2 separate regions of the Homo sapiens genome follow, and region 2 is linked to region 1. A link is an interaction called in ENCODE POLR2A ChIA-PET data of the cell type or tissue named here. Cell type or tissue: CD4-positive, alpha-beta T cell. All regions are shown on one strand. Links, peaks and the distances in the headings refer to the core of each region. The heading gives the core; the rest is flanking DNA. Region 1 overlaps AAK1 (AP2 associated kinase 1). Region 2 has its middle 6.7 kb from the start of AAK1.

Evidence for each region. Peaks named below come from ENCODE experiments on the same cell type or tissue, not always from the same donor. Only the 100,000 strongest peaks of a DNase experiment are listed, where the experiment ranks them.
Region 2: POLR2A ChIA-PET joins it to region 1 with 6 read pairs; 15 of 35 experiments call an interaction of 5 or more read pairs at or near these places.

Annotation. Positions count from the first base shown.
Region 1 is chr2:69,563,398-69,567,787 of GRCh38, forward strand. The region is part of intron 2 of AAK1 (AP2 associated kinase 1); the gene reads right to left. Among named protein-coding and RNA genes, the nearest start is that of SNORA36C, 45 kb to the left of the region's middle. In CD4-positive, alpha-beta T cell, for the core only: CTCF peaks have their summits at 2,125 (motif pointing left) and 2,324; DNase peaks (open chromatin) are centred at 2,114 and 3,484; H3K27ac peaks cover 361 bases.
Region 2 is chr2:69,648,245-69,652,634 of GRCh38, forward strand. It overlaps a transcript of ANXA4 not described here. Among named protein-coding and RNA genes, the nearest start is that of AAK1, 6.7 kb to the left of the region's middle. In CD4-positive, alpha-beta T cell, for the core only: no CTCF peak of the experiment used is centred there; DNase peaks (open chromatin) are centred at 517 and 2,327; H3K4me3 peaks cover 770 bases; H3K27ac peaks cover 1,106 bases.

The sequences.
Region 1 (4,390 bases), core at 212-4,211:
GAAGCCCATCATGGTGCTGAGACAGGGTTTCTGGGTTTGCTGCCAAAGAGGTTTGCTGGATATTTTAAAATCAGGCCTAGATTCTAGGCACTGAAATCACCAACTGTTTATTTCTTGCAGGTAAAAGGAAACTGCACTCCTAACATAAGTCCTATATACACTTTTGGGAATGAAGTCCACTTGTCTGAGATGGAAAGATGACACAAGCCAAAAGAGCTGGAGGATACCAAATGAAGAAAAACCGCATCCAGGCCCATTTTCTGCTCTTCGTTTTCCAATTTTCTGCCCTACAAACTCTTTGTTTCTCTTTTAAAATAAGGTGAAACTCAACAGATGCTGCTTACTTAAAGCAGAAAACAAGCATAAAATAATAGTGTTCTGAAGCTTTTCTAAGGAATCAGACAGATAATTCAGTTAAAGTGGGTTTCATCCAGGAGACGTAAATGAACACTGAACAAGTTGCTGGATCTCTCTGGCCTTCATTTCCTCATGGGCAGAAATTAAGACTAAATTAGGCCAGGCGCGGTGGCTCACGCCTGTAATCCCAGCACTTTGGGAGGCCGAGGCAGGTGGATCACGAGGTCAGGAGATTGAGACCGTCCTAGCTAACATGGTGAAACCCTGTCTCTACTAAAAATACAAAAATTAGCTGGGTGTGGTGGCGCATGCCTGTAATCCCAGCTACTCGGAAGGCTGAGGCAGGAGAATTGCTTGAATCAGGGGGTCGGAGGTTTCAGTGAGCCGAGATCACGCCACTGCACTCCAGCCTGAGTGACAGAGTGAGACTCCATCTCAAAAAAAAAAGAAAAAAGAAAAAAGAAAAGAAAAGAAATTAAGACTAAATGAGTGCTACTATTTAAACTGGGTTCCTCCAAGCCCTAGGATTACAGAAGGTACTTCAGTGGCTGCACGAGGAAAAACTGACCTCCCTCCCTTACAAGGGTAGGGCTCTGTATACTGCTTCCTCCTCACCTTCAAAGTAGCTCTACTTTTAGCTGTGTAATTTTGGAGAAAGGCTAGAAAAAAAAAAAGGAGCAATTCTGCTACAAAGGAGAGAAAAATTTACCCCCCAAATATTCTACAGCTCTAGGTATAAGTATTTTATAAAGACAAAAAGACTACACCACTACAAGTCATGCAAATAGCCCTCACTTACATGCCTACCGAAGGTGTAGATGTGTACAGGCAGCTTTTAGGGAAGGAGCTATGCCCCGCTTCACCTTGAGACATGTAGTATTCCTTTAGAGCCCAACAGGTTAAGTTCGAATCCTGGCTCAGGTAAGCTACAATTTCCCTGAGGCTGTCCTCTTACCTGCCAAGGGCTTTCACTTCATGCTAAAGCCCTTCTTCTGACATGCAGGCTATCTGACCACGTGATTGTATCAACCAGCCCCTAGGTCATAGTCCTTCAATCAGGACTGTGCACCAACTCACAATATCCTCCCCACCCCCACTCCTACCTCAAAGCTTTGGGGATGATCAAATGATAAGCAAAGCACCTAGCACACAGAAGGTGTTCCTGCCTTTCCCTTCCACCCCCACCTCCCTGCAAAAACCACTTTGTATTTGTATGATACATTACTTATCATAAAATTCTAAATCTGGAATATCTTCTCGAGATCAAGAGCACAAACCCAAATGCCTGAAGAGCCAGGGAGATCACATAAAGGAGTGACACAGTCCAGCTTTAACAAAACGTATGGAGGGTGTGTGATGACACAGACTCACTGTCAGGAAGATCACAGGGAGGAGTGGGGCCGGTGGCCCTGAGAAAGTTCATGCCCCTGCTCATGGGGCAGCCATTCCTCAATGCCAGCCAATTGCTGTCACGAAGGAACGTGGGCTAAGAGTTGTCAAGTCTTTTGACTGCTAAAAACAGCTGGATCTTTAGGTGAGAGCTCCTGATTTAAAAATCAGGCAACAAACTTTTAAAAATCTCTTAAACCTTGTGCAGTTTAATGAAAACACATTTCTAAGCTAGGACTGAACCAGACAGCCCTGCTTCCATCTTTACAAGGGCCTGTGAAGTCAGCAGGTCATGTACTACAACCTCCACTTGACCAACTGGGAAACTAAAACACAGTGAAAAGCCTAAGCATCCTCCTTAGTACTGCCACCTAGTGGCCGGACCAGGGCTAGACTGCAAGGGTGCCAACTGGTGTCCCCTCTCAAGCTGCCGTCCCCTCCCTGCAGCAGCAGATCATGCAGGAACACCTCCACTCCCAGGGAAGGGAGAAGAGAAATGGCACAGTGAAAGGCAAGAGGGACTGCCCACAGCTCTGCCTGTCTAGCTGATCAGGTGGGAGAGTGTCCTCTCCATGGTGAGAGCTTGGGTGTACCATTCAGGTGGCAGAGTATCCTCTCCACGGTAAGAACCTGGGTGCACTATTCAGGTGGGAGAGTGTCCTCTCCACAGTTAGAACCTGGGTGCACTATTCAGGTGGCAGAGTGTCCTCTCCACAGTGAGAGCTTGCGTACACTATGCAGGTGGCAGAGTGTCCTCTCCACGGTGAGAGCTTGGGTGGACTATTCAGGTGGCAGAGTGTCCTCTCCACAGTGAGAGTTCGGGTACACTGTTCAGGTGGGAGTGTGTCCTCTCCATGGTGAGAGCTTGGGTGGACTATTCAGGTGGCAGAGTGTCCTCTCCACAGTGAGAACCTGGGTGCACTATTCAAGTGGGAGAGTGTCCTCTCCATGGTGAGAACTTGGGTGCTCTATCCACAGCATCTGTGAGCTCCCACAAGGAATGACCCCCAAGAGGCTGATCAACACCCATCCACAACTTACATTGAAGACAACTTTGCCAAAAGCTTCGGAAGGAACAAAAGTTTTCAAAACTCTAGAACAGATGGCAAGGAGCACAGCAAAGCTTTTTCCAGGAGAAAAGGTCAATGCAAAGCATGTGTCAACACTGATTTCAGTGGGGGCTTGGGGTTTGTTTTTTTAATGTCAATCTCTCCTCACTTGCCTCAATTAAAAATCATCATGTGCCAGCTCCTTCTGGAGAACATGTCAAAGCAGTCCTTTCCCCAAGCAGATAGAACACCCAGATGGGGGATGACTTGAGGTTTTCAACTCCCTCTCTCCCCACTCAAGCTGTGGGCACAAAATCAGAGACTGGCAAACGGTGGTGGTTGTGGAGGTGGTACAGAAACATCAACAGAACCCAATCGAGGCCACAGCCCAGGCTGAACATGGCACACTGGCCTGGCTATTGGTTCTTTCTCTCCAGGACTGTTATGATTGATTGGGGAGGATCTCCAGCTCAGGAGGTTCTTTTTAGGGGTTTGGCAAGAGTCTCCCTCCTCCTCTCAAAAATTAATTTTCCAGGAAAAATACTTGCCTGGAACAAAAGGGAAGAGTTTAAGAAATCAAGTTGGTTCACATATACCAGAGACTTTTTGATTACTGCACCTAGAACCACAGCACATTGGGCCTGGGCTATCAGCTAAGGCTAACCAAGAAAGGGCCTTTCCACAAGCTACCCGCCCCCACCTTTGCCGTACTGCTGCCACAGAGTTAGCTATCTGGCAAATGTAGAGAGATATGCTGAAAGACATCAGAAACTTAATATCATTTGAAACTTCGCAATGGCTTCTCACCCCTCTTAGAATAAAACTCCAAATACTGACCAAGGCCCGCAATTCCCAGAGTGATGTGGTCTCTCTCCAACCTAGCTCATACACCTCCACCTTCCAGTGCTCACTCTGTTCCAGCCACAAGAGCCTTCTTTCTTCTTCAGCATTGCTTATGCTCCAATCTGCCTAAGGATCTTTGCACATGCTTCTCCCTTTGGCCCTTTCACCCCATTCTTGGCCTGAGCCACTCCTAGTAATCATCCTTCAGATTTCAGGCTAAACGTTACTTCCTTGCTAAGCCTTTCCTGATGGTCCCTGGCCCTCACTCCCATATGATTAAGTTCTTTGGTATACACAGCACCCTCTACTTTCCCTCCAGGACATACCATGAATATAATTAAATACTTATAGGGTAATTCCTGGTTGCATGCCTTCTTCCCCTGTACACTCTAAACTGCACAAGGGCAGGGACGATGACTGATTCACTGTGGCATCTCTGTCACCCAGCACAGTGGCTGCTCCATAGCAGGTTCTCAAGTGTTTGTTATACAATGTGTTTGCTGAGTACCATAAAGGATACCAATAAAAAATTTTAAAAAAACAACAAAACTACAATGACAGCAACAACAAAAACCCTTACCAGACCTTCAGAAGGTTAGAGTCTAGTATGGACTAGAAGGGACATATATTAAGAGAACATCCTCTTGGTGAAAAGGTAGAAAAACCCTGCACTGCTCAGCCTGGCACAACTGAGCAGTGTGAGACAGGACTGAACCCTTCACCCCAGGGCAAGTGCTCAAGGTGGAACTTTA
Region 2 (4,390 bases), core at 184-4,183, 85 kb after region 1:
CTATTTCTACAAAACATCTTAAAAAGGGCAGAGCCAAGACTGACCTCAAAACCCACATCATTTTCATTACACCATATGGGCTTTCTATGTTGCCGTCTTTTAGCGAAGTGGAACTTGTTAGAAATGCAAATTTTGGGGCCCCATCCAGACCTACTGAGTAAGAGGGAGGGGCAGAGGCAGCAGTTTCTGTTCACAAACCTTTCAGGTAATTCTAATACACATTCAAGTTTGAGAACCACTGTTTAGCAGAAGCGAACTTGTAAGAACCATGTCCTTTTTAAAAAAATGACAGTTCTTGCCCAGGCATGCTGGCTCATGCCCGTAATCCCAACACTTTGGGAGGCCGAGGCAGGTGGATCACTTGAGGTCAGGACTTCAAGACCAGCCTGGCCAACATGGTGAAACCCCGTCTCTATTAAAAATACAAAAATTAGCCGGGCATGGTGGCATGCACCTGTAATACCAGCTCGGGAGGCTGAGGCATGAGAATCACTTTAACCCAGGAGGCGGAGCTTGCAGTGAGCCGAGAGTGCACCACTGCACTCCATCTGGGGAGACAGAGTAAGACTCAGTCTCAAAAAAAAAAAAAAAAAAAAAAGACGTTTCTTGATTTTTTTAATTTTTAATTTTCTTTCTTTCTTTTCTTTTTTTTTTTTTTTGAGATGGAGTTTTGCTCTGTTACCCAGGCTGGAGTGCAATGGCACAATCTTGGCTCACCGCAACCTCCGCCTCCCAGGTTCAAGCGATTCTCCTGCCTCAGCCTTCCTGAGTAGCAGGGATTACAGGCATGTGCCACCACGCCTAGCTAATTTTGCATTTTTAGTAGAGATGGGGTTTCTCCATGTTGGTCAGGCTGGTCTCGAGCTCTCAACCTCAGGTGATCTGCCCACCTCAGCCTCCCAAAGTGCTGGGATTACAGGTGTGAGCCACCGCGCCCAGCCTAATTTTCTCTTTTAAACTGAGCCTTGTCTTCTTATTTTCCAGTTGATTTTGGTTTTGGATTTTGTTTAAGAAAGTAATTATGTGCTCATTGAAGAAAGTAGATAGAAGAAAATAAAAATCAGCTATAATTCTACCACTCAGCGATAATTGCTATTGACATTTTGATCAATTTCCTTTTAGCATGTTTCCATATATAAGTACCTTTTTTACTATATTAGATCACATTATATATTTATATTTTATTTTTTTCATTCCATAGTTTCCTATTTCATTGTATATTCTCTAAAAATATTCTTTTAGTAGTTGCTTAGTAATCAGTGCTTTACTGTCAAATGTTTTATTTTTAAATGTTACTTTTTATATGATTAGAATGAATATTCTCTTGTATTCTCTTGTGTGCTTCTTTGATTTTCTTTCTTTTTTTTTTTTTTTTTTTTTTTTTTAAGACAGTGTCTCGCCCTACCGCCCAGGCTGGAGTGCAGTGGCACAACCTCAGCTCACTGCAGCCTCGACCTCCTGGGCTCAAGCAATCCTCTCACCTTAGCCTTCTGAGTAGCTGGAACTACAGGCTCACACCACCACGTCTGGCTTTTTATTTTTTTATTTTTTTATTTTTGTAGAGACAGGGTTTCACCATGTTGCCGAGGCTGGTCTTGGACTCCTGAACTCAAGCAATCCACCCGCATCAGCCTCCCAAACTGCTGGGATTAAAGGTGTGAGCCACTGTGCCTGGCCTGATTTTTTTTTTTTTTTTTTTTTTTTTTTTTGAGACGGAGTCTCACTCTGTCTTCCATGCCGGAGTGTAATGGCACAATCTCGGCTGACTGCAGCCACCACCTCCCGGGTTCAAGAGATTCTCCCACCTCAGCCTCTTGAATAGCTGGGATTACAAGCACCCGCCATCATGCCCGGCTAATTTTTGTATTTTTTGTAGACACAGGGTTTCACCATGTTGGCCAGGCTGGTCTTGAACTCCTGACCTCAGGTGATCCACTCACCTCAGCCTCCCAAAGTGCTGGGATTACAGGCATGAGCCACCGTGCTTGGCCCCATGATTTTCTTTCTAAGGCTACGTTGTTATAAATGGAATAATTAGGTCAAAAGGTATGAATGTTTTTACAGCTAGAGAGCCAAAGTACCCTCCAGGAGATTGATATTGATTTGTTCTCCATTCACTGATCCAGTAAACAAATATTTATTAAGCACCATGTGCTAGACTTTAGAAAGTTTATTACAATAAACAAAATAGTTACACTCCTTGCCTTCAAGGAGCTTTTGGTGGTTTTTGTATCCTTTTTTTTTTCTTTGAGACAGGGTCTTGCTCTGTCACCCAGGCTGGAGTGCAGTGGCATGATCATAACCTGAGGCTTTCAAGGGATCCACCCACCTCAGCTTCCTGTATAACTGGTGCACAGCACCACAGCCAGCTAATTATTTCTTAATTTTTTGTAGAGACAGGGTGTTTCTATGTTGCCTAGTCTGATCTTGAACTCCTGGCCTCAAGCAATCCTCCTCCCTCGGCCTCCCAAAGGCTTGGGATTACAGGCATAGCCACTGTGCCCAGCTAGAGCTTTTGATCTTAAAAGAAGGCATTAAATCCTAAGTATTTCCATACCCTTGCCAGCACTGAGTTTGTGCAGTTTAAAAAGAAATCGATTTCATTTTGTTAGGTAGGAATGGTGTTTTTTGTTGTCATTGTTTAAATTAGTGAGGCTGAACAATTTTTCTTGTTCATTTATTTATTCATCAGTTGTTTATTAAGAATCTGTTATATACCAAAACAATGCTAGGCACTGGAAATATGATAAAGAAGATGGACATGTGTTTTCCTTCACAGAGTTTATAATGTAGTAATTATTGGTTGTGTATATTTCTTCATTTCTAAATTGTATCCTCTTCCATTTTTCCATTGGAGCATTTATTTTTAAGAATTGATTTGAGAGTGTTCCTTTATTCAATCAGTATGTAGTGAACTACCATGTACTAAACAATATGGTGCAAAACAAACAGATGAGGAAAAGAACAGGTGAGGATGTTAGCCAGGCATGGTTCCATGTGCCTAGAGTCCTACCCACTTGGGAGAATGAGGCGAGAGGATTGCTTCAGCCCAGGAACTTGAGGTTGCAGTAAACTATGATCACACCACTGCACTCCACCCTAGGGGACAGAGCAAGACGTATTTTTGTTTTCTTAGAGATTTTCATTACCTTGTCTAGTTTCTTTTGATTCTTACTTGCCTTACTGCCAGCTCTTCCTTTTTACCTCAATCTGTATACTTCATATATTACCTGTTTTTTAGTATCCATTTGTCTTGTTGTTGTTGTTGTTGTTTTTGAGACAGAGTCTCGCTCTGTCGCCCAGGCTGGAGTGCAGTGGCGCAATCTCGGCTCACTGCAAGCTCCGCCTCCCGGGTTCACGCCATTCTCCTGCCTCGGCCTCCGGAGTAGCTGGGACTACAGGCTCCCACCACCACGCCCAGCTAATTTTTTGTATTTTTAGTAGAGACAGCGTTTCACCATGTTAGTCAAGATGGTCTCAATCTCCTGACGTCGTGATCCCCCCATCTCGGCCTCCCAAAGTGGTGGGATTACAGGCGTGAGCCACCGCGCCCGGCTTTTTTTTTTTTTTTTTGGGGGGGGGGGGCGGGGAGACAGAGTCTCACTCTGTTGACCAGGCTGGAGTGCAGTGGCGTGATCTCAGCTCATTCCAGCCTCAACTTCCTGGGTTCAAGCAATCCTGCCTCAGCCTCCAAAAGTGCTGGGATTACAGGCGTAAACCCCCATATTCTCGGCCTTTTTATTGAATTTTTATTGCAAACATAAAGTAGTTTTGTTTTTTGTTTTTTAGATGGAGTCTCACTCTATCACCCAGGCTAGAGGGCAGTGGCACAATCTCAGCTCCCTGCAACCTCTGCCTCCCAGGTTCAACAGATTCTCCTGCCTCAGCCTCCCAAGAAGCCGGGACTACAGGCCTATGCCCAGCTAATTTTCTGTATTTTTAGTAGAGACAGGGTTTTGCCATGTTGGCAAGCCTGGCCTCGAACTCCTCACCTCAAATGATCCACTCGCCTCAGACTCTCAAAGTGCTGGGATTACAGGCGTGAGCTACCACGCCCAGCCTCTTCCTCATCTTGAGTGCTGTGTTTTCTTTTTATATGCTGTAGAATCTTCTCATAAACCTATGAGGTGGTTGTAATTTTTTTCTGTTTACTCATCCTTAGATGAGCAGTGTTGCTATGAGTCAATCTTTTTCTTTTAAAGACTTTTAATAGGTTGTTGGGAGAAGCTTAGGGATCTCTAGTCAGATGACTTCTTAAATTAGAACTTAAGACTTTTCATTTTGAAAACCGGTTGTGCTGACTGGAATGGGCACATTAAAGAATTGAACTAAGGCTGGGCGCGGTGGCTCATACCTGTAATCCCAGCACTTTGGGAGGCTGAGGCAGGCA